Regions from separate parts of the Mus musculus genome. Here all the other regions are linked to region 1. Evidence: chromatin loops called from intact Hi-C (ENCODE). Cell type or tissue: left cerebral cortex. All regions are shown on one strand. Links, peaks and the distances in the headings refer to the core of each region. The heading gives the core; the rest is flanking DNA.

Region 1 (4,431 bases), core at 121-4,120:
CAGAGTGCTAGTATTAAGCCACCTCAACACTGGCTAAAGTACACTCTAGTCTGATGTGACTGGTAATGGTCACTGTAGGTTCAAGATGATTACATCTACTACACTGTCACATAGCCACCAAATAGAAACTACATTCCACTTTAGGTCCTTTCTACTCCAAAGCCTACATTTTTTTCCCTTTAAGAAAACTATCAGGCCGGGCGGTGGTGGCGCATGCCTTTGATCCCAGCACTCGGGAGGCGGAGGCAGAGGCAGGCAGATTTCTGAGTTCGAGGCCAGCCTGGTCTACAAAGTGAGTTCCAGGACAGCCAGGGCTACACAGAGAAACCCTGTCTCCAAAAACAAGAAAACTATCAGACACCAGGCTCTGCCCATAGTGTCACAACTTCAGAGCCTACCTGTCATGCTGCCAACCCTCTTAGCTCTCATAAGCCTGGTGGGAACTACACTCTTTTGGAAAGTATGGAAGAGTCTCCCCAGAAGCTCTCCAGGCTCTGAAGCCCAGCCAGCTGCTCAAGGCCCAGTGGGATGCAGCTGTGACCGTCAGCCCCAGCCAGGCGGCCAAGGTGAGGGACCTTGCCTTGAAGATCTGCTGTCAGCCAAGCTGCACTCCCCACCCAGTCTCCAGCCACTGCCCAGACTCCCAGTCCTCAGAGGACTGGAGAAATCACAGGGGCTCCCCCAAGGGTAACTCAGGCCCCCTAACCCTGTCCTAAGTGTGTGATGGTTTACCGGAGGGACAGGGGCAAGTGTGTAATTTGTACCAGGTAATGTAATAACATCAGCTGAGACAGACAGACAGCAACTAGAAATAAACACACATAACTCTCAAGTATTCAATTTGAACTAACATGATCCTAACTAAAGGATAATTTACAAATATATGTTCAATGTTTTAAACAAACACATGGGGAGGTCAACCTCATTTGTACAATGTCATTATATAAGCAATGTCAGTTTCAAATGAAAGACTGAAAAATGAAAGGAAACTGTCTATACACAAGTTAAAAAGATACCCTTTATGTAAATCAACATATATTGTAATAACATAAATGAGCAGTATAACAAATTCCTATTTGTGGTGATTTAAAATCACAAATGTAATTTTAAACTATTAATACAATTTGTGCTATTATCACCTTGACAGTGGACTGGTACTTTAAAAATGCTTTATAAACATATAAAAAGTTTATTGAAAAACTGTGTAAGCTACTTAACAAAAGGGAACATGCTAAGCAAACATTAACCACATAAAATCATTATTAAATAAAGGCAAAAAATTGTAATAAAAATAAACAAAGGCATTAATAGAAAAAAAAGTTTGTATTAATGCAAGACCATACAAAAAAGAAACTCAGAAGTTACTTTCCACTCTCTCCTCCTACCTTAACTTCTATATTCAGCCAACCACAGGTCCCTAAAATTAACTTCATTTCTCACTAATTTATCTTCTCTCACAGAATTACTAATATGGCCACAGTCAATTTGCTGTGTCCTAGACCCTCAACCTTGGTTGTCCTGCACAAAAGTAATTGGTTTTGTTTTTTTAAATTCAAAATGAATTTTTTTTTCATTTTGCTTCTGTGACTTCCCAGCAGCTACTCAGAATGAAGACCAAAATACTTAGCAACAGTCCAGCCTAGAGATGCAAACTTAACCACTGGCAGGCTGAGCATTGATTTATTGTGTTACTTGACACCTTAAGTGAGTGGCATAAAATGGAGAGCGCACGCCTGTCAAGAGGGAGCCAGATTCCGACTGAGTGTTAGCCATCGGAAAATAGACACTTGAGTGTTGCTCCAGTCGCAAATTTTTTTAAGAAAAGCCAGAAATCTAGACTGTCACATGAATCTCCCACGTTGTGCATGCCAGGAACTAATTCAAGCTTCTGTAACTAGGGGATAGGCAGGAATTGTAAATCCACATCTGCCCTGTCTACTCTCTGCACCTGGCCACACAACCACACTGTCTACCTCGTCAGTCACGGGAACATTTCCTGTACCCGTAAGAACGCCAGGTTTTTCCCACTAGGGCTCTCCTGTGCAGCCTGCTTGACCATGCCTCCTCCCATCACTGCTTCATCTAGCTTTCTTTTTCTCACCGTTTCAGAGCCCCTTCCCCCTCAATGAAACCTTCCTATTCTCATTTCTCTCCCCCTCCACTCCAAATGCTGGACAGTCACTCCCTACAAACTCTGGTTGCTCTGAGTACAACTTTCTAACAACCAAAACCAAAATCATTGAATCCCTGAATCATTAGCCCATCCACACAGGAGGCTCTACATGAGCAGTCTGAACAGTAGATTATTTGTTGTTAACTAATAACAGTTATAAAATAATGTCATTATAAAATGTTCCTTTTGATAGAAACATTCTGGTGTACTCTTTAAAATATTTATCAAACTGTACCTAGATTTTCAGAAACATAAAACACTTAAAGCAAAGTCAGAATTCAAACATTCCAATTATAAGTGATAATAACCTAAGTCTCCCTGACAACTGGCTGAAGTTGTGAACTATATCAAGGACTCGCACGTATTATCTCATTCAGTACAGCCCATAAAGTAGATGTCGCTGTCATACAGAGGAAACAATTTGAGCTGATTAAAAACTGGCTCAAAAAACAAAACAAAACAAAAAACTCACAAATTTTAGTCAGTGTAAAATGACTAACAACTGAACTAAAACACCAAGGTACTACACTAACTATGCATTCAGAAAGAAACATTATCCCAACGAGTATCTCTTAAACACTAGTAACAAGAATTAATGCCCTCCATTTGCAAGGCTCCCCAACCCTGTCCCTAGCATGCACACAACACACACACACATAACACAATTTTTACCTTCTAAGATACTACACACAAAATAAGTATGATCTTAGTTACAAATAATTCTATAAGACTATCTTTCTGAATTACTTTTAATCAAGATCATATTTGCACATTAGTTTCTGTCATTTTAAACGTATTCCTTGCTCAAAGTAAAATTATTCCAAGCAGACTGTTTTCAGGTGAGAGGAAGCAACAACAAAGTGTAAACAAAGAGCAGCACAAACTGTTCCTGCCACAGCCAGCGTTAGCACTGCCTCCTTCACTGCTTCAACTCCCCACACAGGAGTTGATTCTCTGAGCTGGTAGGCAAGCAAATCCAACAGCACAGTGTCCTTTCCGTCACCCTGACTCTTCCTATCCCAAGCTGAAAATGCAGCTCAATAACCACCCCTTGGCCATTACAACTCTGTTCCCACTGCCAAACTCAGGAACCAGGGGTTCTGAGTAACAATAAATACACACATATTCCTGGGCTCTAATATATGTATATTCCTGGGCTATAAAGTTTAAGAACTGTTACTTATGAGACTTAAACGATTCTTTTGAATTTGTGCAGTACAATGAACATAAACACACTTTCATTTGAATGTATTTTAACTTCAACTAGTTGAGAACTTTTCTTAACTCTCTTAATATCAATTTTAAAGTAAAAATTTGCAAACTTCTACCCATATAAAATATAAAGGAAGCCACTTATCAGTACACGACAGCAGATCATAATAGCTAAATGACATTAATACATCACTGCTGTCAAAAAGCTCTGAACATTTTTTTCCCAAATGTTCATTGCATCATATATACATACCATGGGAAATAAGGTCCAGAAAAACAACGTTTCTTTTTCAGCAAATATTTCCCAGACCAAGTAAGGTTTTTCACAGTTACAAAGCAAGGGAAGTTTTAAAGAAAAACCTCTTAAAGTATGTAAGTTGAAAATATCAAATATCCCAAAGTATAGAAAAATGGTATGAAACTGTATTATTAGAAGTACTCCAATAAGGCCAAAAGTCAATGAACTAGCAAGCAAGTAATTATTAACTTCACAGACAAAGTGAGAACGCCCTCATTACAATAGTGTATTGTCCCAAATATTTAACTTAGGCTCACATTTGAACCTAGGCTTTTTCAAAATCCTCACACTAGGTTAAAACCACTACCCATTTTCTACAGGGGTTCTACCATTCGGGTGAAGTCTCATACATACTTCTCTTTCACACATTCAAGAATTAGCTTATGAGAGGAGAGAGGTGTTTGGAAAAAGCGAATTGTCTCCAAAGTCTCCTTTTAGGTAAAGATCTAGAAATGACTTAAAGGCTGGAAGCAGAGCTTCCATTTCATTTCATCTTGATTATACCCTGCCAAGGGCTCAATTCAGAATAACTGGCCAAATTATGGTTAGGGATATACACACCCCACCTTTTAACATTTAAAAAAAAAAAAAAAAATCAGAGCACAAGCCAGAGATTGGGACTTGGTGGCTGAGCAAAGTCTAGCAAGCTGTCAAGATTCAGTGACTTCACATGGTGGCAGAAAGGCAGAAACACGTTCTCAATACGCGCATGCTGACTCCCTGTATCTCCGCTCCCTGCTGTCCACAG
Region 2 (4,431 bases), core at 337-4,336, 320 kb before region 1:
ACAGTTAATTCACACTATTACAGATAGATGCTGTTAGCACCCATTATCCTTCTCCTAACACATTAAAAACCATGGTAACAACAATAGCAATGATATTTAGGTTTTTTGTTGTGTCAAAAAAATGCCTGAAAAAAGTCAATTTGTAACAAGGAAACTTATTTTGGCTCATAGCTTCAGCCTATAGTTGTCTGACTCAGTTGTGTTTGTGTCTGTGTGTAAGTAGCATATCATGACAGAAGCATTTGATGGCAAAGTTTGTTTGCTTTATGGTGGACAAGGGACAGGTATAGGGGAGGAAAGGAAAAAGGAAGAGCAAATAGCATGCTGGGATCTCCACTTACCCTTTAAGAGTATGTCCCCAGTGACCCAGCTTTTTCCTCATCTCCTAAGTTCCTGCCACCTTCCCATGGCTCTAAGCCTTCAACACATGAATTTGAGGACACATTTAAGAAACAATGACAAGACATAAATTGTTCTGAAAACTCTCAGTGAGTCAGGACTCTTTTCTCTGAAAACTTCTTTCTTGGAAGTGACCGGGGAAGTTGAAGTTGAAGTTCTTTTTGTCTTTCAAGTCACCAATTCATGCTCCAGCAAAAGTAATTGTGGTGGTTTCTTGACTCTTTGCAGGACCACTGAGTGGACTGTGCCCCAGACTGGGCTATGCAGGCAGCCATTATCCCGAGAAGTAAGGAAAAATGGGAGCTAGAGAAAGGATTGGATATTCTGAGTCTTGCTGCTTGGCCTCTGGATTTGGAGTGAGGTAGGGTGGAGAGAGAGCCACTCCCCAGTTTGCTGAACCCAGATGGTGGGTCCGTGAGAAACACTTAATTGCCCACAGAGAGGACATATAACTTTGGCAGAAGATGCAAGCTAATCAGAAGCAGCCCCCAACCTCCTCCCTTCTCCCTGCTGTAAATTCAGCTTGATGGGTACAAGAAGAAATTCTAGCACTCCCCAGAGTGCCTAGAATCACCAGCCAGGATGCCAGCCTCAATTATGAGTTATTCAGAAGCAACCCAGAATTTTTAATTTGGAAGATAAGAAGGTCCAGCCTTGCATGGCCAGGCCCCTCCAGGAACTGTTACCTAGATAAGCTTTCTTTACTTCCAGCCAGAAACCATTCTTCCTTCATGTTAATAGCCTTTATGTAGGGGATGTCAAAAAGAAACAAATAACAGGGAGAGGAAGGTGGGAAAAAGGTTCAGTTGGTTACATGCTCACCCTGTGGGCATAAGGACCTGAGTTCAGATTCCCAGAACCCAGATAAAAAGCCAGGAATGGTGACACACTTCTGTAACCCTGGCACTGAGGAAATGAAGACAGACAGACAGATCCCTAGAGATGCCTTAGTCACCCTGCCTGCCAATCCATGTACTTCCCATTCAGTAAAATATCCTGTCTTGGTAAATAAGGAGATAAGGGGGACAGCTATAAAGAGCTTGATTTCTGGCCTTCACATACATATATGCACAGACGCGCGCATGTGCACACACACACACACACACACACACACACACACACACACACACACACACATACTACATGGAAAAAAAAAAGAAAAAACAAGAGTGGCTAGAGACAACCCAGCCTTGGAGACATAAACGAATTAAAGTACCAGTGAAATAATTTAGGTCTCATTGTTCCACTGAGCATCACTGTCATATAATACATATGTGACCTCAGGAAAAACAAACACTATGAGTCTCAGTATTGCCTCCCTGACAGTATGCTACACATGAACATATGAAATGTCAGGAGCTCCCTCAAGGATGGATAAATGGTAGACCTTTTCTCTCCCAAGCTGATGGGGCCACTGAGACCAAATATTAGAATCCGTGTTTTAGCCCTTCTCTCTCTCAAGCTATTGTTCCATGGAGAGGTTTTCCTCGAGCTTGTTCACTCCTTAGCTGCTGTGGTTTGTATCAATTCTATTAGTCTTGCTAGCCCTATGTTTTTTACTGTATCCTCCTTAAGATCTATTCTTCACTAACTGCTGGCACAAACTAATAGCCTGAAATTGTCGTTAATACAAAACATATAACAGAAAGACAACATGACCACTCATAACACGGTGATGTGTGAAGATTAGCCAGGATGGTTGCTAGCAAGGACATTGACGCCATGGTAGATTTTGCAGTGCCAGGTGAGCTTCTGAAACACTTGACATGTAAACTTTCAGCTCTAACAAAGAACCATATTTGAATACACTGTTCTATGAGATGCAACAGCTGACAGGTGTTTTTAGAACCCACTGCCCTTGAGACTCAATAATGATTTTACTCTTCTAGCAGCTATAGGTAGAAAGAAATGAATTTAGAGGCCTCTCCCTCCAATCTCTCATAGCATTCTGGCTTCCCAATACCAAAAGCTAACAATTTGCATCCACTCTGTTAGCATCTCTTAACCATGTTTACTCAAAAGTGAGATAGGTCTTTGAAGGCTGGACCAGTAGGAATGGGGTGAGAAGGAAATACCCCATTTTTTTTCTCTTTGGCTAAGCCACTAGCTTCCATGTTTCTTTTATGTTAAAATGTCCCCACCCTTGCAAGTGGGACATGAAATGTCCCAGCACACTCAGGTGAGACCTACTGGACCTTCTGTAACAATGGTGAGAGCTTGGCTGTGGTGGGGACTGCATCAGAGTCAATCCGATGTTGGAGTCCAGGGAGTGAGATTCTAGTCCAGTCCCAGCTTCACAGGCTGTGGGCTATGGGAGGCATCCCTGTCCGCCATCAGGGGTCCACTAGTTCCTTAACTGGAACAACCAGGGAGGGGGAAGAGAGGAGCCTGAGCATTCTAAGAAAGTGTGAAAAATGTACACAGCCACTAGGTGTCAGCATGCAGAAAGACAGCAGGCTCTCAGGACACAAAGGGCTTGCAAGTATTTTGGCTTCCGGTATGTTCAGGTTCAGCCCTAGAAGAAAGCTGCCAGTTTCCCCGGTCCCCACGCAGTTACTGAACATCAGCGTTTGACAGCCCTTTGAAGCTCTACTCCAAACGGTCCCTTGGGGAGCTTTCCCTGATGACACCCTCTCCCATATTTCTCAGACACGTTTGGTCAGTCAGCACTTTCTCTGCTCTCCCCATCCGAATCTTGACCATGACAATCAAGACTTCCAGAGAATGGGCACCCCCTCTCGGTCTCCCTGTAAGGTTCTTTTAAGCAGAGACAAGCTTCCTTCATCTCAGTTTTTTGATTTTCAACCCAGGACTGCCTGTACTTGCTACTTAAGCTAAGTGAATGGAGGAGCTTAGAATCAGGGCGGTATGGGGGGGTCTAAACAGTTTTAGAAAGCAGTAACTTGGTTATTATGTCAATTTATCTTTTTATCCCCGAAAAGCTGAACACCTACAAAAGACAGCATTTCTAAGGGTATGAGTAGTGTTCCCATCATTGGGCAAGTTTGGGCTCAGAAGGCACCCAGGAGACATTTGACCCCTTTGAATGAAACTGAATTAAAGTAATAGACCTTGAAAATAAATAGCATTTTAGAAACTGGTAAGAAGTGGCCTTTCTGGATTGTCCACCAGAGAGACCCTTGGAAAGCAGGTTGCTGGCCTGAGAATTGTGTCTATCCCGAGGGGCTCCAGAGTTAAGTTAATGTGGTCTCTGGGTCTGTCTGGATTCCCACACCTCCCCCTTAACATACAGCCACGCATAGCCTGGAAGAGCAGTAAGTCGTGGGCACACTAAAGAATCTCTGACGATGTCATTGTATTCAGTGGGACCAACAGCAGGAAGATGCCTTCCTCCAGCATAGTGGTTCTCAATTTGTAGACTGTGACCCCTTTTGGGGGTCAAATGACTCTTTCACAGAGGCCACCTAAGACCATTGGAAAACACAGATATTTACATTCTGACTCATAACAATAGCAAAATTATAGCTATGAAGTAGAGACAAAAATAATTTCGTGGTTGGGAGTCACCACACATGAGGAACTAACTGTACTAAAGGGTCACAGCATTAGGAAGGCTGAGAGCCACTGTTAGCACTTCTGAAAGACAGCTCACGCAGCTCCCTGGCATGTCTTTCCCTCACTATAAACAGATTCTCAGGTGTCTCAATGTTCTCAAAAGCTTCCCCACTCAACACAGCTGCTCCTTAAACCTCCACCGTCCTTCACTGTCAAGCCCCTCCACCCGCAGAGAGCCATCTACGTCTTGCCCGTACATTCTTCTCTGCCCCTCCATTCTCTGCAATGTGGCTCAGGGCTCAAATAGTCCTTCAACTGGATCAAACAGACTGGATCAAACTGGTCCTCCTGACTGGATCAAACAGACTCTCACAGCCCCACAGACGCTATCAGCTTCTTGCTTGAAACTTTGTCTTGATTTTTCATGACAGCCCCACTGGTATGATTGATTCTTCCTTCTTCAGCAGGTTCCTCTTGGCACCTTTTTTGGTTGGCTCTTGTGGAAGGCCTCCATCT
Region 3 (4,431 bases), core at 280-4,279, 200 kb before region 1:
TTGGTTGGTTTTTTGGTTTTTTGGTTTTTTGTTTGTTTGTTTGTTTTTGTTTTGTTTTGTTTGTTTGTGTTTTTTTGTTTGTTTGGTTTGGTTTGGTTTGGTTTGGTTTGGGTTTTCTTGGTTTTTCGAGACAGGATTTCTCTGTATAGCCCTGACTGTCCTGGAACTCACTTTGTAGACCAGGCTGGCCTCGAACTCAGAAATCCACCTGCCTCTGCCACCCAGTGCTGGGATTAAAGGCGTGCGCCACCACACCCGGCTCTTTTTTTATTTTTGAGGAGTCAAATCTGCCTCACAGGATGGGTGCTCATCAATAAGCCAGCGTGGGGACTGAGCCACACCTCACATTTCCTCAGCTACCCAAGCGCCTACTGTGTTGTAAGCTCTCTCCTAGGATTCTGGGACCTGAAGGCAGGAGACAGAGATCGCTGCCCACACAGAGCATACAGCCTATATACATTCTCCAGTAACTCTGCATAGCTTACTATTGCTTCTCACATGCAGAGAACCAGGATTTGAGAGTAAAACACCGTGCTCACATGGGCCAGACTCACACCACCCAATACAGTAACCACAAGCTCTCGAAAGGTAGAAGGTTCAGACAAGTGCATAGTATATACAAAATATAGCATAGATTCCAAGGACTTGATATAAAGGAAGGAAAGAAAATATCTCCTTTACATGTTTTGCACAGATTATTAAAATAGTTAAGCAGACAAATCGATTTATTGTTTAACTTTACCAGGCTTTTGGTCCCATATGTTTCTGGGTCAGCACTGACTCTGTCTGCTACATAGTTAACAATAAAGAAATGAAAGCCTGAAGTGGTCAGGGGTCTGTCTGGATCAGTGCCCAGGTGCCCCCCAGTGAGGGGCAGCCTACAAGAGGCAAGTGAAAAAGCACAAAGTCTACAACAGTCTGGAATGGGACACAGCAGCAGCGGCGGTGCTGGCTTCTAGAGGAACAAGGCAGAGCAAACACCGTGTGTCTTCTTAACCCTACTCTTTCCTCTATATCCCCATAATCCACATGCTAGCACTAGCGCCTCAGGCAGCTGCTGAGTCCTGATGCCTGACTATGTCTAACTATGACAAACAGGGGCAGGGGTCACCATAGTGCAGGGGGGGGGGGGGAGAGGGGTGTCAGAGACAGACAGACAGGCCACAGAGAAGGTACCTGGTCTCATCCTGTAAGGCCAAGTATGGAAGCTAAGGGATCCTGGGTGGGATGGGGGGATGGTTCATAATCCCTGGATAACTTTCTTCAGTTTTTATGATGGGGCCGGACAAGGAGGCAATGGGGGATGGCTAAACAACAACAACAACAACAATGCCCTTCAGTTCAATGTTAAAATTTTTAAATTTTTAAAAACAAGAAAATGTGAAAAAAAAAATCCTATAACACACTGGAGTAGAGAGATGTATGGTGAATGGTGAAGCAGTCCTCTCAGAGGAGAGATCCATCAGAGCCTTCACAGAGATCAGGGGGAATGGACTGTGTTCAGTTTTTTGTTTATTTTTTTCTCTCCCAATATCTAAGTCTGTATTTTGCACAGCAAAGGAGGCCAGCTAAGGAAGACCTGCCCATGGGACAGCAAAAAAAAAAAGCATCAGGAAATAACAATCTTGGAGGAAGGCAGGGTTAGGGTTAGGGTTAGGGTTAGGGTTAGGGTTAGGGTTAGGGTTAGGGTTAGGGTTAGAGTCCTCAGGGATGGGCAGATCCTAGGCGCTGAGTGCTCCAAGTACACAGGACTGAGCACTGGCCAGAGCCAGGGAGGCGGGCTGATGCTCTCATCTAGCTCCTGTCCACAGTCCCCTCTAAACCAGGTCAGCGAGGACAGTGAGAAACAAAAAAGTCAAAACGAAAGAGTCAGCAGAGCAAGCAGCTGAGTGAACACAGGGGAGAGAGAGAGAGAGCAAGCTGGGGCTGGGAGGACAGGGAGGGCTGAGGTGCTCAGGGGTGGGGCTAGAAGCCGGCCAGCCTTAGGAGTTTCAGCTGTTGGTCAATGCAGGCACCTTTCCTCTGCTCCAAGCCTACACTACAGAGGTTTCACTGAAAAGATCAAGACATCATCCAGCCTTTTAAACCAGGCGCTCCTGACACAGAAAGCAAGCTCCATCTAGTCCCTTGATCCAGCAGGACAGCCACTTCAAGCATGCTTCCGCCTGCGCAAAGAACAGCAGGCAGCACCCAGCAGAGAGAGTGTGCATTCACATGACAGACGCATGTCTGCACACAAGGCCATGCATGCACTTTCTAGGCAGGGGTGAGGACTTTGCAGTGACCACAAACCCACACTTTTCTGGGGTCCACGTGCAAGGACAACTGAGAGAAAAACAAGTTCTTCAAGTATATCAGAAAGTCAGGCCAGCTGAGCTCACCTCTAAAGCTCTTCCACAGGCAGGCCTTTCGCCTATCATTCCCTTGGCCTGCCTGGCTGGCACCTGGCACATACCACCTAGGAAGCACCTTCTGACCCAACCTCCATTATCCAAGAAAAAGGGACCACAGTGCAAAATGCTCTGAAACCACAAAACACCCTTACACAGAGCTGCTTCGTGTCAGTAATTACTTCTTCATAGGAAGGGCTTTTTTCCCCCTGTTGTTTCAAAACGCTCTGCAAACACTTCAAGAACAAGCTCCCAGGGCCCAGCTGTACAGAATATTAATTTGAAACACTTCAGAAGACTCCCATTACAAAGCTGAGTTATGTAAAGATGTTGTCTATAAACCTTTTGAACTCTAAGCCAAAACTCCCTTTCAATGAACGCATCCAGTCAAAAGGTTACAAAGCGGGAGAAACCTCAGGTTCAAGAAATTAGAAGGTCAGCTTTTCTCAAGTAGCTTTAAACTCACAAGCACGTCGTCAAATATGGAAAAGCTGGTGCCATCATAATACGATTTCAACAGCTACAGTCAAAACAGTGGGATGGTAGAAGGCATCTCCCCTATTCGCCGGTTACCTCAATAATGAGAAAAAACCAACAGACTAGTTTTAAACCAAGAAACACCTCAGATTCTGACTCACTCCCTATTAATCTCCAAACATTCAGAGAGAGATAGAAGAGAGAGGAGAGAGTGTCCAGGAGGCCAGGAAAGAGATAAGAACCCCCTAGCCATCATCTTAACTCTTAGCCCATCTCTGCTTCTACAGCTTTTCTTAATAATATAGGCTGTCCTTCTTCCATGGCTGATTCTACGACAGCATAGCATAGAAGAGAGATAGAGACAGGGTACTACTTAGTAGATGAAGCTGGGAAGGGAGGGCAGGAGGGAGGGAGGGAGAAAGGAAACATTCAATGCAGCTTTCCAGTTTTGTTGCAGCTGAGCCTAACTAATAGTACAACAGGGCTCAACAGTCCCCTTTTAAATTGCTTTCATTGCTGAGTGGTTCCTGGACTTTCCCATGGGCAATGCAAAGCAAGTATAATCTGCCTGCCCTTGGACACTGGGGGATGCATCCCCACTGGGGTTGGTGATGGAGGGCAGAGGCTGGAAGTCCTGCAGAAAGCTTGGTAGCTATACTTGCAGCAGAGCTGGAAAAGCTGGAGAGCGAGCCCTTGGCACTCCACTCACACTCAGACCAACAGGCCAGGAGCCAAGTCCTCCCTTCTGAGTTCACAAACTTAATCTCTAGATACAAGGTAGGTATTATGGGAGAAACTCAGACTAAAGAGTGTGACTGTTTGTTCTAGGTGCACACACTAAAGTTACTCATAAAACTTCGGGACCTTTCTTTTAGTAACAGTCTAGAGATCGCTCAACAACCCCCACAATTTTAACTATAGTAAGCAACATCCTGTGCAGATCCTGGGACAATTATTCCACACATCGAACTCTCCATCTAAAAGCTTCTTAAACCAAAGTGTCTCTTCAGAGAGAAGGTTTCAGCTGTCCGATCCGGATACTAAGATACTAAGCCCTCCATCCCCACAAACAAGGCCAGCAGAGGACAGGACCACTGGTGGTCCAGCTGTAGCAGCTGGGAGAGAAAAGTGGCTCTTCGTTACTCCTCACCCCACACCCTTCGACTGCGGGGTAAGATGTGGAAAAACAATCACACCTCTGGTGACTTCCAGCAAGATAGAATTCTTGGTAAGCCTTCCTACCACCCTCTTGGCTGCCTGGCTAGCTTTCTGGCTCCCTCGCTGCCTTGCCAAGCAAATTACAGTGGAAGTTGTTGTAGCCAGCAATGGCCACCGTCACCCTCCTTCCCAGAGTAGCGGGGCAGCTGGGGACCTAATTTAGGAGGATTTGACCATCTTAACTTTATTTCCAGAACACCAAACTCGTCATAATTCAAACTATTACATACACAGCTATTCTTAAAAAATCAGTAAGTCTATTAAATCTTTCGTTGTAAGCACTTTATCCTCAATTGAGGGAGGGGCTTAAGACTTGGGTCCGGGCTCTGAACGGTTTCTCCACATT
Region 4 (4,431 bases), core at 230-4,229, 240 kb after region 1:
AAGGAAGCCAAGAAGATGATAAGATCTCAGGTTGGGAGAGTGAGCTTCCCCTTGGGAGAGTGAAACCAGAAGACTAAGAGCACAGAATGCAATGAAGAGAGAAGCCTCGAGTCACTGAAGATGGGGTTAGGCGAAGGCAACGTCCTGGAGCAGAGCTATAACAGACATTTATGACAAAAGCTCTGGGGAGGGGTTAGTCAGAACTGGAAATATAAATTGGGGACTCAGCTCTTTAAGAGGAAATACAGTGGGGGCCAACAAAGGAGCCACGAAACCACCCTGGGACACAGCAAGGGCAAACACTAACGTGGCTGAGTACTGAGAAAAGTCCAGGAATGTTGTCACTCATTCTCTACACACCAAAGAGAAAGAACAAAACATCGGTGATGAGACTAGCACAAAGTTTAAGAACCACAGTGGTGAGAGCCACCAGCGCTAATTAAGTTGAGGGGAACTGGATCAAGGGAGGGTGAGTTTTCTTTCAGGACTTCATCACAGTCCTCGGGAGAAAGAATGTGTAAAGGACTCACTGAAAAGTGTTAGCAAAATAAGGAGAGGCAGAAGAGGTTGGGAGAAAACCAGCAATCAATGGCGTGAGAAAGGAGAGAAGATGCATAGACTTTTAAGTAGAACGGAAAGATGTTCTCCAGATAGCCCCATCTTCTCTCTCCATGGAAGGCAGGTAGGGATTTGATGTGCAAGAAGCTGAGAAAGGGAAGGACAGAGGGGACTGGGCAGAATCTTAGGCATGACATCTTAAGACTGTTGTTCCCATCCCAGATGCTAGCTTGGGTTGACCACTCGACCCCTCCCAGGCAGCTCTATTATAAGCTGTTGGGAGATTAAATGAGATAATGCATATAAATTATACAGCACTCCTCCAACAGAGAAGTCAGAATACACCCTATGGGAAATATAATATATGGCATGAATAAGAGATAAGACAAAGCATGGCTAAGCACAGAGGAGGGCAGGTTCAGAGCAACACTATATAGCAAAGCCAAGTCCACACCGCTTTTGGAATTTGCTTCAGCATACTGCGGTGAAGCGAGGGGACTCGGCCAGGGCAGCGCAGGAGAGAAAGGCTGGAGAAGTCTGGGTAAGGACCACTTTCACTTTTAAGACCTTTGCCGACTCCTTACACTGGGAGGTCATGTGACTGTTATGTAAAAATGGCTTTTGAGCCATTCATTAGCAGATAACGTTTTTACTTATGCTAAAGTTAGAACCAGCTCTCGAGACCCTCACAATAAAGACCAAATCAGACCTGTGTGTGTGTGTGTGTGTGTGTGTGTGTGTGTGTGTGTGTGTGTGTGGTGTCTGTGTTCACACGTGTACCACAGACAGAACCCAGAGTCTCAACATACTAAGCAAATACTGGATCAGTGAGCTACATCTCTACTTTAACATATTTTACGAAGAGTCAGATAATTCTTTTTTTTTCTTTTAATTTCATCTTTTCATAGTTTGGGGCTCTTTCCACCGAAGGCCCATACTTCGTAAAAGCATAGGCTTCGACAGCTATGCCTATACTATGACATCTCTAATAAAGAGGTCCCTGAAACAGTGATGCATGGGTTGAAATCATATATGGAAGACTGTAAAGGAAAACAGTGAGATAGACAGAGGCTTACGCATCTGAAGAATGGGAACAGATAGCAACTACGGAGCCATGCTATTACAATTTTTGGATTCAGAGATCAGTCAGTGCCTTAGACCCCATGTGTAGGAAACAGTCTCCAAATGAATGAATCTGAGACTCTTGGCAAATTCTTTAAGGCGTCAAAGAAATAATTATGCTCAGGGACCAGGTGTGCCCAACTTTTTAACTAGTCGGACCTACAAGGGACTTGTCCCAGTGACATCCTCCACTGCCCCATTGTGACCAACCAGGAGCTCCCCTTGATTGTAAAAACAAATGCCAAACTTGCTCTGTAGGCCACCCCCCGCAACCCTGACAACTTCTGTTACTGTAGAATTCTGGTGAGGTGTGTCTCTCCGGTCTTGGTCTTGAATGATTCAAAGCAGCTTCCACCCGGGAAACTCAGTGGAGCTCCGCGGAGCAGCAGTTCTAAACTTTTCAGTTAAGTTTAGTTCTGGAACCAGACACGGAGGTACCCTTGCCCTGGAAAATGCCAGAAGCTAGCCAGCTGAGAGGGTTCTGGTTCCGAGCACGCTGTACGTAAGAGATTCCAGGGCAGAAAAAATACTTGGAAAACCCAGAAAGGAAACTGACCCGGTGGCCGCTGATTCGCTATAGCCTCTGCAACCGAGAGCCTGCCTACAACTTCCAGAATGCTTCGGGCTACACCTCGGCCGACTGACAGTACCACGCACCAATGGGAGAACCCTATCTGAGTTTGGGGTGGAGCCTCAGCGCAGGCTTTTCAACGATCCAGAGGCCTCTCCGGCGGCAGGAGCTCACATTCGTGACGCCAACCACATTACGCCGCTCACTCCCAGACTCCTCCTCCCGGTTCTGCACGAGGCCCTCCCTTGCTCCCTCTCCTTTCGCCGCGCGAGTGGCCGGCGAGGATGTGGACCTTGCTGAACTTATTGGATGACAGTGATGTCACTCTGGAGGACGACATGGCTCCGAACTGCGAGGCCCGCCCCTTTCGGACGGTGATTGGATTCTTCGGAGAATCCTGGTCTGGGATTGGTGTGAGGCGGGGCGACGGCTCTAGGGCCTCCTAGGCAAACCAGAGAGGCGGCTGCCCCTGGCCCCTCACTCTGGGAGAGCCCGAGGACCCACTACCTCATCGCCCGGAGGGCGCGCTTGTGGCGTGGTGGGGGCGGGAGGGAGGGTGACCTTGGAGGACAAGAAATGCTGGGGTCAGGGTGGTGGTGGCAGAATTAGCTGGGGACTAGCTCTAGAAGCGCTTGCGAGGAGGACGATGTGGGTGATCCAGGAGGGTGTGGCTGTGACTGGTGTGGGATGCAGTGGAAAGGAAGGGCCAAACCACAAATCCGGAGATCTGTGGATGGTTCCTCAGAGGCGTTCTCTTTCTGGTTGTCCTTTTACTTGGCAACACGAGAGTCCTCATGGTCAGTGTTCAAGATCTTGGAACTCTGTCTTTGAGTAAATCTAACCTGCATTAGAGGACTGCGCAGGGCCTTTTGTGATACTGGGTACATACGTGGGGAAGATGTCAGAAATCAGGAAGCCGCTTCTGGGTTTCGTGCACAAACTCCAAGATGCGAACGCGTCTGGAAGCTCAGGCAAGACTCATTGTCCTACATGTCTGAGGCTTTTCAAAGTCCCCAGGCTCTTGCCTTGCTTGCACACAGTGTGCACCACGTGTCTGGAAAAGCTGGATCCATTCTCAGTAGTGGACATCCGTGGGGGTGACTCAGATACAAGCTCTGAGGGGTCAGTATTCCAGGACCCCGAGTTATGTAGCCTGCAGCCACAGATCGGCATCCTCTGTCCGGTATGTGATGCTCAAGTGGACCTGCCCTTGGGTGGAGTGAAGGCTTTAACGGTAGACCACCTGGCCATGAATGATGTGCTGCTGGAGAACCTGCGTGGGGAAGGCCAGGGCCTGGTGTGTGACCTGTGCAGCGACAGAGAAGTAGAGAAGAGGTGTCAGACCTGCAAAGCCAATCTCTGCCACTTCTGCTGCCAGGCTCATAGGTAAAGAGGGAGTACCCCGTTTATTGTGGCGTAAGAGTAGAGTGCAAAGAAAGCAAGACACAGATCCCTTTGGTGAGCAGGTCAAAAAGAAGGCTTTCGCAGACACTGTCAAAGTGCAAAGAACACTGTGCAAACAGATCGCAAGCTCTAGAACGGAGGTTAGCACCGCTGACCTGATAGCTGTAGTAACAAAAGCAGGGCAGGTTTCGGTTTATAGAGCACCTTGAGTTTTCTTCTATCACCAATTGTTTAATCTATTGAAAACGGACCGTGTGCTGGAGAGAGGATTACTGTGCTAGCATACACCCTGCGCTTGATCTCATCTGATCATTGTAACTCTTACCGAAAGGTGGGTGCTACTTCACCCCTCTTTAGTAAATGAGGAGATGGAAGCCCAGCAGTGGTTTGTGTTTCGCCCAAGTCCCACAGCTGGTAATCATGTAACTGAACCGAATCCTCAGTTCAGACCTAGTTCCTTCTTCTTTGCTCTTTTTACTAAACAGGTCACCTCAGTGTAGGTGTCCATTGACTGTGCCTTAACTCAGACCTCTGACCTGGACAGCAGGCTGGTAATTGGGGTGTTTTGCCTTTTATCACAGTCACGGAATAGCTTGTTAGATGCTAGTCTTTGTCCCATTTTCTCTTCCATCCCACTCTAGTGCATCAGAATACAAAACTAAACAAGGTTTTGGGTTAATCTAGAACTGGCTTTTTTTTCTCTCTCTCTCTCTCTGAGTTCTGGCCTCCCCTTGTTTTCTGGCCTTACCAACAGAACAGTTGTCTTAGCTCTCTAT
Region 5 (4,431 bases), core at 219-4,218, 490 kb before region 1:
AGTCATGTTATTTGTTGTTGTTACTGTTGCTGCCTTAGTCTTTCCTCCTATAGCACTCACAGTTAGTTTTGTTGTCACTTTTGTAGCTCTCTGCTGATGGAACTTTTTGTTGCAGACAATGAAGAGGAAGATGAGGATGAAGGCTTGGGAGTGGATCTGTCTTTTATTGGCTCTCATGCTTTTGCTCGGATGGAAGGAGATATTGACAAGCAAAGAAAGTTGATCCTCCAGGGACAGTTGTCTGAAGCCGCCCTGCAGAAGCAGCATCAAAGAAAGTAAGACAGGCTTGTTCCACAGTTAGATGGTGTGGGTCAGGAGAGGGGTCTGACAGATGGTGTGGGTCAGGAGGAGGATCTGAGTTCCTTTTGTTTAACCTTAGCGATGGCCGAGAAGGAGGTCCTGTCCGAATTCTCTAGATGCAAAGCCAAAAGTTGAGTCAGTTAATGTGGGGAAGCCTGTGGTCAGATGTGTGTCTGCTTTTAGAGTTCTTACCCCCACTGTGGGCTCTAACTGATGTGCCTTCATGCGATCTAAACATGGAAATTAGGAGATGGGAAAGCACTTACAAGGCTTCTGCTTGCATTTTTCTTACATGAAAGTTTTCCTCAGCTGAAGAGTTTTATGTCTCCCCCACTTACCCCAAGGATCTTTACATTTCTCTATTTTCTCCAAGTGTTTCTAACACTAAAGCCATCCTGAAGAAATCCTTTTAAAATCATAGATGGAACCTTTCCCAAAGATTAATAGTAAAGATGGCTACTTTCCAATTTTTATAAGAAAAAAAAAAGTAGGGGCTGGAGAGGTGACTCGGTGGTTAAGAGCACTGACTGCTCTTCTAGAGGTCCAGAGTTCAAATCCCAGCAACCACATGTTGGCTCACAACCATCTGTAATGAGATCTGATGCCCTCTTCTGGAGTGTCTGAAGACAGCTACAATGTACTTATATATAGTAAATAAATTTAAAAAGAAAGAAAAAAAAGTAAATTGTACATGGCTATCTATCCCCTCTTAGGGCTGGTAAAGACTAGTGTCTCATAGGCTGTGAGCAACAGTGATTGCAGTGAGTGATTGCAGTGAGTGATTGCAGTGAGTGATGCAGTGAGTGATTGCAGTGAATGATTGCAGTGAGTGATGCAGTGAGTGATTGCAGTGAGTGATGCAGTGAGTGATTGCAGTGAGTGATTGCAGTGAGTGATGCAGTGAGTGATTGCAGTGAGTGATTGCAGTGAGTGATTGCAGTGAGTGATGCAGTGAGTGATTGCAGTGAGTGATTGCAGTGAGTGATTGCAGTGAGTGATGCAGTGAGTGATTGCAGTGAGTGATTGCAGTGAGTGATTGCAGTGAGTGATTGCAGTGAGTGCACTGACCTTTGAGCGTTGACTTCGCCCCGCCCCATTCATTTCTATGAGCATCTTCTCTCCTTCAGTCCTACCCATTCTCCAGGTTTCAGATGAAAGCAAATGTCTCTCAAGCCTTACCTGTTGGGTCCAGAATGCCTGCCTCTGCTGCTTTCCTTTTTCACAGCGTGGCACAGCGTACCATTCTGTCGATAGGGCACTTCCATGGTACCAGTCTCTAGTCATTGAATGGGAGTTGGACCAGACATCTCAGCAGTCCCTTACAAACATAGAAGTTTTATTTCCTTGAGTGTTTCCTATGACATATTTCCATCATCTTCACCTCTGTTACCCTTCCCTACCCACCCCTCCCTCTCCCTGCCTCCTTCCCAGGAAGCCCCTCCTCTTCTTTCATGACTGTCTGCTCTGTAGCCTTGCCTCCATGAGCCTGGGAGGGAGGTTATTAACTGGATTCCATTCAGCGTAGCCACTGTGACAGCACTGAAGAAAATGGTTCCCTCTTCCCCAGCCAGAATTAAAATGTTGTCTCCTCAGTCCCAGGTCTTTCCTCTGATTTTATTTGGGAGAAAAAGCAGACTGGCCACTAGAGGGAGCCAGTAAACAAGTTTTCCAAAGGATGAACCACATGACAGGCTCAGTGGGTTCTAAACAGAATTAGATGCATCTTCTCTAGAGGGGAGCCTAGGAGAGAGGAGCAGCATTTGGGGTGTAAATAAATATAATTAATTAATAAATAATAGTTTCTAAACTTGGTCAAATGTAGTGCCATCTGGCAAACATTTTCCTTTCAGTAGAAAGAAACTGGACTCCCTTGCCAAACATGGTGATCTGACTCTGCGCATATGCGCTTTTAAAATGCTCACGTCATGGTTTATGGGTTGTTCATGGTTGTTCCTTTCCATATGGGCCTTGCTAGGATTGGCACCCGGTTGCCTGCGATGCTAACGGGACTTCTCACACAAAGGCATCGTTTCATTAATTATTAAGTATTCATTAAGCCCTTGCTAACATAGCCAGCACTGTGCTGGGGTACATCTAGTAAAACAGAGACTAGCACGATGTATACACACAAAAGCTCCGTTTCATTTATAGCGAAGGAGGACACAAAAGGACATAACTGAGTGCAGGATGCAGCGTTTGCATCAGGCCTGGAAAACCTTGCATTTCCAGGCTGAACAATGGGCTTTATCCAAATATGTTAGTTATTGAACTTTTTTAAATTATTTCTTTTATTTTTATTGGAACTAGATTCTCCTCATACCAACCACAGCCCCCCACACTCCTCCCAGCTCCCTCTTAACGTCCCTCTCCCCCAGAGCCACTCTCCCTCTCTCCTCAGAAAAGAGCAAGCCTCCAAGAGACAACAGCCAAACAGGACAAAACAAGATACGATAAGACAAAAGCCCTCATGTTAAACAGGACAGGGCAACCCAACAGAGGCTTTTCTTGTTACATTTTTGTAGTAAGGAAAAATAAGAATATTCTTTAATTATGTTGTTTTGAATACTTGATGTTGTAGCCACTTATCTATATAGTCTTTACTTACAGTGAGAATTTTTTCAAGTCATTGCTATATACACGTCTTCTCATTAATGCACCTCTATCAATGGCTTGCAGTTCTGCATGGGGCAGTGGCCTCTAACTCTTTGTTGTAATGAAGCCTGAGTTCTTTGTGATCAGAAAAAAAAAAACATTAAAAATGGGTTCCATTTGTTAAAAAGTAACTTCCAAATGTTTGCTATAATGATTATATCTTTTATTTATCTAGTTATAATCGCTGGTTATGCCAAGCAAGATCTGAAGACCTGTCTGATATTGCTTCTCTGAAAGCTTTATACCAAACAGGTGAGCTTAATGATCACTTATTCTTGCTAATTAAGGATCTGACTCTGTGCTCTGAGAGACTTGGTTTTCTCTGATTTTCTCTGTAAATACAGTGTTTTGTGCTGACATCAATAGGTTTTGGACATCACAAGGATCTTAGACATACTGTATCAACCTCTAGTGTGTTCTTGTGGTCTCGACAGTGCCTCTTTCACTTTGTTCCTGGGATGCTTTTTCTGTTAGGATGTTTTCTGCATTGTCAGTACAAACTTCAAACCTTACAGCACTCTCCAGTCCCCACTTGCTCCACTGGGTTTTGTTTCAGGCATTTCCTGCTCATTTTCAGTTGAGAACTTTGGTCTCCTGGGTCACTAATATTATTAAAGTTATGTTGAGTTTAAGCAAAGTATTTCTTTAAAAAAAAATAAGAGTATAGGTTATGCTGATTTAAAATCTTTAAACAATGTTGGCCAAGACTCTGGTCAAAATCTCATAAGAAAAAAAAGTATTTTCCTAACAGTCAAAGAAATCGAATGGTATAATTGGAGACGCATGTGCATCTCATTTCTTATTGTTTGAATTCCTTTATGTAGTCAAATACATAAAGTGAGACACATGAAAAGCCCAGGACAAAGCCTGGTCTTGTATTGAGGTTCTTGGCTCCTGACTGCATCATCTCTTGCAGGGGTAGATAACTGTGGCCGCACAGTGATGGTGGTAGTTGGAAGAAACATTCCTGTGACACTGATAGATATGGACAAGGTGAGTCATAAATGCTAGGCTGCAAAGCAGCTGGGTGTAGGAAGTAAGAAGAGTCAGTGTCGGTAACTAGGGTCTCAGCACAGGTGAGATGAATTATGGGTCTGTAGACCAGCAACCCTGAGAAGCCATGTGCGTCATTTCTGGTAAGTTAGGGCTCGTTTGTCCTCTATAGGAAAAACAGACACCAGAGGGCTCCGATTCTACTCCAGAAACACAGCTATTCTGTTTGGGTATGATGTAACTAGCAAGCTTTTGGTTAGAAGTACCCTGCATCCTAAGTATACAGACTTGAGAGCTTCTTTGAAAAAAAAAAGAAAAAATAACACTTAAGTATCTGTTTAAAAAGCATATACCAGAGGTTGCAGTCTATCCAAGATAGCAAGAGAGTATAGTTCATATGGGGCCAGAAAACAGAAGTCGATGATCTTAAAAGAAAAAGATCGTTGAAACTGTTAAGCTAAAGGAAGAAATTGTTCAACCTGACTA
Region 6 (4,431 bases), core at 177-4,176, 82 kb before region 1:
GGGGTGTAGCAGAAGAAAGGGAAAGATATGGTGACTACAACAGAGTTACTAGAACGTGATAGAAAGTGGAGTGCTAACTGAAGGAAGAAGGTAACCAGAGGCATTGCGTTGTGTTCTGTTTGTAGGTGTACCATGCCTGTATTCCCCTTTCTTGGCTTCCTGTCTGCCAAGATAAGAACAGCTCTGTCCCTCCACGATTTCCCCATTATAATTAACTCAAACTTCCAAAGCTGTGAGCCACAATAAAGAATTCTCTCCTTTAACCTATTTTCAGATACTTTAGTCACTGTGACACAAAAGCATTACAGTGAGCACCCACTGTAAAACTGTAAAAGTACTATAGGACATGCTCTTAGAACATGATAGGAAGTGAGGGAGGAGGGAGGGAGGAGGGAGGGAGAGAATGAGAATATAGATCAATCTACAAGAATAGAATGACATATATAAACAGCAATAGTACACAAAGAAATTAAGAATTTTAAACAAGTCCACAGTGAGGCTAGGACACAAGCAGTGAAAAGTATGCCACATTGTTTTTATGGCATTCTGAAGAGAACGTTCTGAAGAGGACTATAACAATCCTAGATGTTAGAAAAATACAAAGGATGAAGACAGTAGTTAAAATCTAAGGTCAACCATTGAATGGTACTTATATACATGTGTGGATTTCAATCAGTGAAGGAAAATAAAAGGACAACATGGAGTGGTATTTTAAGAATACACAATAAATAGGAAGACAGGAAGCTATTAGGAACTGCTGGGGTGGGGGTGGGGTGACCAAAACAGAGCAACTCCAATTTGGGTTCACTCTGCAATCTAAAACAACAAAACTATGGGACAAAATAAAGCAATGTTTGTTCCAAGCAGTCAGCATCAGACAAGGGGGGGATGTTAATTCCTTAAAGATGGAAATAAAGTGAGCCCTGCTTGCCACAAGCTGTTCCCTCAAGGAAGTCTGCAGGCAGAGACCCTGGACCAGTAAACTAGACCATGTCCTGTAGGTCCCTTGAACTGAAGAAATGAAGCTGGGAGTGAAGTGACAAGTGAGTACATGAAAGAGGAGTGCAGTCTCCTTGAATGGCTCAGGTCCCCAACTCTACAGAAAAGACATTCACACATACATGAACAGAAAAGCTGAGGTCAGGTAACCTAAGCACTAGAATGGACGAACCTCAGCACCTCCAGAAGCTCAGCATGTTTGTTATATACAGCTGAACATGTTTGTATATATACACCGTTCTTATATACAGCTGAATATGGAAGAGAGGCTAGGTACAGTCTTGAGGCTGGAAACATCTGGGGGGAGCAAAGAGAAAGATGCTGAGGACATTTCTGGTACACACTGTCAACACCTACACGTGGAAGGCTTTGCCACTCTATGGGGCTGAGGCATTGGGATGCTTGCTTGACATGCCCATGCCCGTGCCAACAACACACATTTATTCAGAACTTCACCCATTCTGTACTGAGGGGAAATCTGCAGAAGAGAAGAGCACTAGAGATCTACAAGGATTTCTCCTTGAGTATTCAGGATAGCAAGCATTAACTATACTGCTATGCGGCAGTAGACTAAGTGTCTGTGCAAGACCACTTTTTGGGTTAAAGCCTTATTCCTGGAACTGGGAACCCTTCTGTGCTTGAGTACAAGTCTAAGCCAAGCCTCACTGGCATGTGTGGTTTCCCAATCACGACTGCCTTCTTTAAAAAGGATTTATTTTCATTTGTATGTAGGAATTTATGAAGGAAAGAAAAGGGGTGGATCCCCTGGAGCTTGAGTTACAAGATGTGGTAAGCTTGCCTGCTGTATACATTGGGAACTAAAGTCAGGTCCTTTAAAGAACATCTGAGGCATCTTTCCAGCTTTGATGATTTCTATCATGCATTGGACAAAATGCCAACTGAGCCTCTCTGAGAAGACCAAAATGAACTGGTAAGATTAAATAAGCTGAAAAGGCTCTATTTTTGTGACTACCAAAAAGAGCTATTTTCTGTTTTCCTATGCTTTCTATTCTGAGGTAAGAAAATGGAAACCAGGAATATGGTCACGAAAAACCATGAAAAGAACTGGAGGAAATACTGTCTGGTGAAAATGAAGACTATTAAGAAAGTTCCTATTATTACCAGTTAGGGCAGAAATACAATTCACAGGGTATACAGTAAATACTCAAGAATTATCTTGCCTTCGTAGAAGAAATAATGAGCCCAGGTCTGAACAATGCACCAGAGTCAATTAACAAATCACAAAAGCGGGGCAGGAAAGAAGTTCAATTGTTTCCAGCCAACTTAACTACATCCCTGAACAGACCTCAAGATGCCCAGAAACACAAAAAATATCTAACCTGCAACACTGTAAAATTCATAATATGTGCTGTGCAGTCAAATATTAACAGACACTCAGTCAGGACAACAACCAAGTGAGGAGGATAGGAATGGACATGGATGGTATTAATGACACAGAAAGGGCTATGAGGTTAATGACTACCACTGTCACATATGTCTAAAAAGTGAAGACAAAGACAACATAAAGGATCCACACTGAACTTCTTAACATGAAAACCACAATATCAGAGATTTTAAAAAACTGCTAGATGAAACTAACAGATGACTAGGTACTGCACAGGGAGGGTAGCTGACCTGGAAGATTTATAGAAATAGTTATTTAAATACACAGACAGACAGACAGACAGACAGACACACACACACACACACACACACACACACACACACTATGGTAAATGCCTATGACACTAGCTGAAGAAGGCCAAAACAAAAGGATGTTTGCTTCAAGGCCCGTTCAAGCTGCTTGTGAGAGCCTTTCTCAATAAAGTAAAACAAAGAAAAACAAAACCCCCCAAAGGCTTAGCAGTTTAGCTCAGTACTCTATAGAGGGTCTACCAGGCATATGGCCTTGGGTCTAATCCCCAACAGCAAAATATTTTTTTGCAAAACGCAATGCAATAAAAATAAGATAAAAACACAAAAATCAACCAAATGGAATCTCAAAAGGCAAAGCAGCATAATAAATAATACCTCAAGAAATAATGGCCCAAACTTTTTCGTTTGATAGCAGTTGTAAAGTCGAGAGAAAGTGAAAGCACAGTGTGTCATACTTTATGGGATGCTGCTAGAGTGGGATTCTGGGAGAACTAGCCTGCAACTGACTAGAAAAGATGGTTCCTACAGTAAGAACCTCAGTCAGAAACTAAATAGCAACAACAAAGTTAGCCAAAGCAAAAATGGAAAGGAAATATTTTTTAAAAAATTAAAAGGAATGACATAAACAAATTCTGAGAGTCAGAAAAATATCCAAAATCAAGAACCTGACCAAAGCTTTCTCTGTCCAAGAACTTGAAACTGTAGTTAATTTTTTCAAAAGAAAAGCCTAGACTGTGTGGTTGATTATGCTATTAAGTTTTATTACATTCTTAAAAGAGGACCAATACAATTCTACACAAACTCTTATCAAAACCCTTGGGAAAAAATGCTTCACAACTCAATCCATGAGGTCATCATTACAAAGGTACCAGAATAAGAAAGGAAAGAGAGATTCACAGAGCAATTTCCTAATAAAGTCAATCCTACAACATTTTTAAAGGAATGGTATATCATTAGTAAACACAAGTAAGAATGGCAGATTTATTAATCAAAATAATATAATCGATACAAGTCAGTATGCTAACAAAAAAAGGAGATGGGTAGGCATGAAAAGCACTTGGTAAAAATCTACGTTCCTGATACAAATTTACAGCAAGCCCTACCACCATAAACTCCTTAATTAACCTAGCAATAGGCACCTGATAGACAAATAACTAAAAAGCAAACAGAACATGCAGCTAGCACTATACACAACAATGAAAACCCGATTTCTTCCTAAAATCAGGAGTAAGACAAGAATATCCACATTCTTAGTTTTCCATGTAATTAATTAAAAGAATCCTATAAGTGTAATAGATTTAAAAAACTAATTGCAAACAAATAAACCACAACCAATTTGGAAATAAATAAGTGATCTATGATCAATACATTAACAACAATTTATTTCTATAGCTAACTAACGTTAGATATTAAATAAAAATGTCATTTATAAGGGCCAGAGCACTGGTCCAGTTGTCTGACAGTTTAAAGAATGTGCTGGCCTTGCAAGGGACTTAAGTTCCCTTCCCAGCCCTTATGCTGGATGCTTCACAGTGTAATGAAAATGAAGACATGGCCACTCCAAGGTAGAGCTGAGAAAAAGGACTGTCCTGCAGATATGAGGGAGAGAACAGCCACAAGTGTCTGGAAGAATTCAAACTGAACTGGGCTGTGGGAATGTGAAGGAAAGAACGGAAGAGAACAGAAGGAGAAAAGGGCCAGAAGAGGGAACTGACGAGAATCAAGCAAACCAGGAGAGTGGGTAGCTGAACCGGCAGGGCTCTATAGGAAGCGAAC
Region 7 (4,431 bases), core at 128-4,127, 260 kb before region 1:
ACCCACACATCCCGTCTGGCTTCAGATCCCAGCCACCTCACATTAGTGTGTCCAGTTCACGTGCACACGGAATGAAAAGGCCAGCCACAAGCCTTCAGAAATGTCCTCAGTGCTGGCACCCAGACACCACAAGTATTTGTTGTGTGCTTTGGGTCACGTTTGTATCATAATCCAGGCTTAGGAAAGAGGGCATTTTCCAAAACTCTTACAAAGCAGCTGCGACCAAATAAAAATTGCAAGCTAACTGCAAATGGCTGAAGTGATCTGTCCTTTTGGTGCTCTGGACCACCTGAGTTCCAAGTGTGTGCAACACTACATTATGGGATGGCATGCACAGACATGCGCAAGGCTATTCCCAAACAACAAGATAAGCAAGGTGCCAGACGTGCAGGCTGGAAGTCTGGGGAATGCAGAGGAGGGAACCTCTCCCTGCTTGGGGTATGCAGCTTATCAGAGGAAGAAACCAGCACATGAAATCCAAGTTGTGTAGGGTTGTTTGGAGTAAAGGAATCCCAGATGAACAGGTTAGGGCAGGAACTTCCTTACCGAAACAGATAGAACTATGATGTGATCAGTGTCCAACCCTAGCCTAGGCTGTCCCACTGTACAGGAAGGGCCCTTGAACCCAAAAGTATGAAGGAAGAATTTGGTCTCCTTGTATTGGGGCTGAGGAAGGAGTCCTGCGTCTGACTCAAGGTTAAACCCTGTGGAATCAGGCCAGTCACCTTCACCACACTTTGCATCTCAATGAGCTCCCATGCCGTAATCGGATGCCACTGTGCACTACAGATAGGATCTTACTTGAACTCTTAAGATCAGAGGTTTGTGGGTTCAGATTTCTGCCCTGCCACACTGGCTCTGTGGACCTCACACGGGTACAGATTTTTCTGGCATCTCTGTCTTTTGTAATGAAGAAGAGAATATTGTGGGGCTCGTGAGATGGCTCTGTGATTAAGTGTGTTTCTGTCCCACCCCGTGAGAGAGAGCCAACCCCTGACACTATAAATGACACTCTGCTATGCTTGAAGAAAGGAGCCTAGCACAACTGTCTCCTGAGAGGCTTCATCCACCAGTGGATAGAAACAGATCTAGAGACAGACCAACACCCAAACATCGGGCACACAGTAGGCACTTGGGAATACTTGTGAACTGGATAAACGAATGCCATCTCCGACTGAGTGAGAAGTCAGCAAACAAGAAGTGAGTTCCTGCAGTATTTGGCCAGTTCCTCACACTGCTGCTGCTCCAACGTGTGGATGAGGGTATACGCCCCTGCTGTCTCTGTCCAGCTCCATCTTGGATCTTGGTCTCTAGGCCTAGCTCCTTCTTGGTTCTTTGGCCAGCTGTAGACTGAGGGTGGCGTATGTGCACATGCCCACTCTTTCTAACATGTTCTTCTCACCACCTCCAGATTGGTGCTATTTTAGATCCAGGGGTGTCAGGGGTATAAAAGGATGAATTTTGGAAATTGTGGCTGCAACATGGACAGAGAGACCGCTGGGGCCTGAAATAGCTGGAAGGCTACAGAACATCTCAGAATAGCATCCGGCTTCACCACAATTCCAGGATAGAGCCTCACACACACCCAAGAGGGCCAGAGACACCGTTTGCACAGCAGCCTGGGGTATGCATGGAAAGTCTTCTGGGTGGAAAAATGAGTCACCAAAGGAAGCCAAATATTGTTCTTGTTCAGAGAAGAGGGCAGAGTCTTCAGAGGTTCCGATGGTTGTTCCAGAAGATGGTGAGAGTGTAGGGTGAGGTGCTAAGACCCTAGTGTGGTCACAGGGTCAAGAGTATCTTAGGCTTGATGAATGAGTGACAGAACTGGGATTCAAATGGCAGTTCATCTGCTTCTACATGTGGATGCTGGGCCTGGGCCCTTTGGGGGAGGAATGTCATAGCAAGGGTGGCATGCTTACAGCCTTTGAGTATTTAAGAATTCTCTCTTCAAGTTTCCTCCCCCCCCCCCCAAAAAAAAAGAGGCACAAATCAGCACCCAGGAGATGGGGATCCAGAGAAAACCTGGCCCTCAGAATGGTCTTCTAGCCCAAACCCTGCTGTGTCCAGGTTCCTACAGAGTTGCGAGGTACCAGAAATTAGAAGGGAGCCAGAGGAAGCCATAGATCTCACAGTAGCTGCTGTTGCTGTCTTTGGAGCCCTAAATGCCAATGAAAGCAGGTTCTAGATCCCCTTCCCAGAGTCCAAGACACTTTTCCTGTGTAGACTTTTCCAATGACCAGAAGGAATCAGTAGAGAAAAAAAGGTCATGTGACAAGAAAAACACCTCAGTTTTAGTCACGACCTAGCTTATCCAACTTATCCAGGTCTCCATTCTTGTCCTGATGTCCAGGCCCCTCATCCCAGCCAAAATGTCAACATTTCCAAGTGCTATCCTCTGCATCTCAAGCCAAGCTATCTCTCCAGAACTATGTAGATGGCAAAGTAATCCACCACTAGGGGGCGATATGGAACAACTCCCACCACCACCACTACCACCTGCTCTCTTGGGAAGAGCTTTTTGTGTGGGTTTTGTGTGTGTGTGTGTGTGTGTGTGTGTGTGTGTGTGTGTGTGTGTGTGTGTGTGTGTGTGTGTTTGTTGTTGTTTTCCTCCTGCAAAGCCTGAACAGCTACCAGAAGAAGCTTTCTAAGGAAATCCTCAGCAGTCACATGGAGACTCTATATCCCTTGTTTCATATGATAAAGTACAGGCGCTCTCTGAATGATCAATGGGCAACATGAAGCAGAACCTTAATGGGCATAAATAAATGAATTGAGGACCGCAGGCTGACACAGTGTGGAAATGATGTTTGTATGCCATAAAGGTCACATTACAGTGCTACATCAAGGCCTTGCAGCGAGTCCAGTTAGAGCCAGCTGGTGTGCTGTATATGACGAGCCAGAAACAATGGAACCGAATTTGAATGTCACTGCCCCTTGGTGATGGCCATCTGTTTTCGGCAAAACCAACACCTCCGTCCATTAAAGACACTTTGAACCTTCTTTATCGTGGTCTTTTGATGATGTTTAATCTCTGCATTTACTTTAGTCTCAGAGCGTATGATTAGAAGCTTATATTCAGCGTTCCATGTGCACCAGGTAAGTAGCATCATAAATTAAGTCAACACAAGTGGCCCGTGACACTTTACTTTTCTAGCAATTTATGTTACAGGTGCACTCGGACTTAAGCTTGGGTAAGAAAGATTAAGGAAAAGGAGGAACAGGAAGCTGGGGAAGAACAGGTAGGTGTCCTCCTTGGATGCTGATGTCACAGGAAAAATTCTGAACTAAAATTTGGATTAAAAAGAGATGGGAGGCAGTCTGGGTGTGGTTTCTATGGAAGGCCATTTTTTAATCTCTAGGCCACAGCTCCTTTGCTCGTTTGTTTTGAGACAGTTCCTGACTAGCCTGCAACTCGCTATGTAGATCAGGCTAGTCTCAAACTTCTAGAGATCCGCCTGTTTCTGCCTCTCGGGAGCTGGGACTAAAGGTATGCACCTCTATACTTGGACTCCACTTCTAAAGTTCTGGCTGTCATTTAAGCCATTGGCCACTCCTTGATGAGTCTGACAATAGGTTTGGGGCAACTAAACATCAGGACCTGGCAGGCTCCTCTTGGAAGAGATCAAGCTGGACCCCATTTGCCTGGAGCTTTCTACCTTATCAGTATGCCCAGTTTATTCAGAGGTATTACAACCCAAGGTTGTATGTTGGAACTGACTTCCTTTCAGGGGAAGGCATACAAGCAAAGTCCCTGTCAGCCAGGTGTGATGGTATCCCCTGGCTCCAACCCTACTCTGTCTTCAGGTTCATTGTTATCATTGACATCAATTATCACATTTGATGGTCTTGGTATTTTAAAAGAGATGATTACAGATCTTATTTGATAACCAAAATATAGTACCCTATAACAAAAAGCCCCAAGGCTTAGAAGTTAATATATCTGAGAACATTAGAACGTGGGCCCTGGATACCAGATTCCAGCTAGTTGGACCTGGATCCTTGTTCTTTCTACCACATTGAAAGTTTATAATTGTGCCTGCCTTAAGAACATAGAAACCCAGACACTTAGCCTTTTTGGTGTGTGTGTGTGTGTGTGTGTGTGTGTGTGTGTGTGTGTGTATGTATGTATGTGTGTGTGTGTGTATGTGTGAGCATGAGCATGCATGCATGCATATGCACATGTGTGTATCGCCTGCATTTAACATTGTATACCAAATGCTACCCAGACAGGCCCGAAGAGAGTGTCAGATGCCCTGGGACTGAGTTACAGACAGTTGTGAGCTGCTATGTGTGTGTTGGGAATCTTACGTGGGTCGTCTGGAAGAGCAGCCAGTGCTCTTAACCACTGAGCCACCTCTGCAGCCAAAGTGTTAAGGTTTTAAATCTCAGATTTCTATCTGCACTGTGAGATGCTATGCATACTGGTGTCCC

Evidence for each region. Peaks named below come from ENCODE experiments on the same cell type or tissue, not always from the same donor. Only the 100,000 strongest peaks of a DNase experiment are listed, where the experiment ranks them.
Region 2: a loop joins it to region 1, with 3 times the contacts of the local background. A loop is called at or near these places in 3 of 42 quality-filtered maps.
Region 3: it touches region 1 in a loop (2.8-fold over the local background); 14 of 42 quality-filtered maps call a loop at or near these places.
Region 4: a loop joins it to region 1, with 7 times the contacts of the local background. A loop is called at or near these places in 7 of 42 quality-filtered maps.
Region 5: it touches region 1 in a loop (3-fold over the local background); 8 of 42 quality-filtered maps call a loop at or near these places.
Region 6: it touches region 1 in a loop (2.5-fold over the local background); 3 of 42 quality-filtered maps call a loop at or near these places.
Region 7: a loop joins it to region 1, with 2.2 times the contacts of the local background. A loop is called at or near these places in 10 of 42 quality-filtered maps.

What each region holds. Positions count from the first base shown.
Region 1 is chr3:100,679,908-100,684,338 of GRCm38, forward strand. All of the region lies in intron 1 of Man1a2 (mannosidase, alpha, class 1A, member 2), which reads right to left. Among named protein-coding and RNA genes, the nearest start is that of Man1a2, 3.4 kb to the right of the region's middle. In left cerebral cortex, for the core only: no CTCF peak of the experiment used is centred there; DNase peaks (open chromatin) are centred at 1,844 and 3,131; H3K4me3 peaks cover 3,115 bases; H3K27ac peaks cover 247 bases.
Region 2 is chr3:100,356,338-100,360,768 of GRCm38, forward strand. No RefSeq gene overlaps it. Among named protein-coding and RNA genes, the nearest start is that of Gm25802, 55 kb to the left of the region's middle. In left cerebral cortex, for the core only: a CTCF peak has its summit at 2,831 (motif pointing right); a DNase peak (open chromatin) is centred at 2,848; H3K4me3 peaks cover 329 bases.
Region 3 is chr3:100,483,711-100,488,141 of GRCm38, forward strand. All of the region lies in intron 1 of Tent5c (terminal nucleotidyltransferase 5C), which reads right to left. Among named protein-coding and RNA genes, the nearest start is that of Tent5c, 3.3 kb to the right of the region's middle. In left cerebral cortex, for the core only: no CTCF peak of the experiment used is centred there; DNase peaks (open chromatin) are centred at 2,197 and 4,268; H3K4me3 peaks cover 108 bases.
Region 4 is chr3:100,919,763-100,924,193 of GRCm38, forward strand. Trim45 (tripartite motif-containing 45) reads left to right here and starts at 2,731. Exons shown (of 6, transcript NM_194343.2): 1 at 2,731-3,637. The coding sequence starts at 3,150. In left cerebral cortex, for the core only: no CTCF peak of the experiment used is centred there; DNase peaks (open chromatin) are centred at 2,482 and 3,163; H3K4me3 peaks cover 1,976 bases; H3K27ac peaks cover 1,430 bases.
Region 5 is chr3:100,187,759-100,192,189 of GRCm38, forward strand. Gdap2 (ganglioside-induced differentiation-associated-protein 2) reads left to right here. Exons shown (of 14, transcript NM_010269.3): 8 at 116-275; 9 at 3,128-3,204; 10 at 3,869-3,945. Among named protein-coding and RNA genes, the nearest start is that of Gdap2, 28 kb to the left of the region's middle. In left cerebral cortex, for the core only: a CTCF peak has its summit at 1,956 (motif pointing right); a DNase peak (open chromatin) is centred at 1,958.
Region 6 is chr3:100,597,795-100,602,225 of GRCm38, forward strand. All of the region lies in intron 8 of Man1a2 (mannosidase, alpha, class 1A, member 2), which reads right to left. Among named protein-coding and RNA genes, the nearest start is that of Gm40106, 59 kb to the left of the region's middle. In left cerebral cortex, for the core only: no CTCF peak of the experiment used is centred there; a DNase peak (open chromatin) is centred at 1,769; H3K27ac peaks cover 1,205 bases.
Region 7 is chr3:100,420,115-100,424,545 of GRCm38, forward strand. It overlaps Gm32471 (a long non-coding RNA gene), which reads left to right. Exons shown (of 3, transcript XR_375895.3): 3 at 1-1,964. Among named protein-coding and RNA genes, the nearest start is that of 4930406D18Rik, 4.1 kb to the right of the region's middle. In left cerebral cortex, for the core only: a CTCF peak has its summit at 2,435 (motif pointing right); DNase peaks (open chromatin) are centred at 436, 903, 1,448 and 2,446; H3K27ac peaks cover 1,423 bases.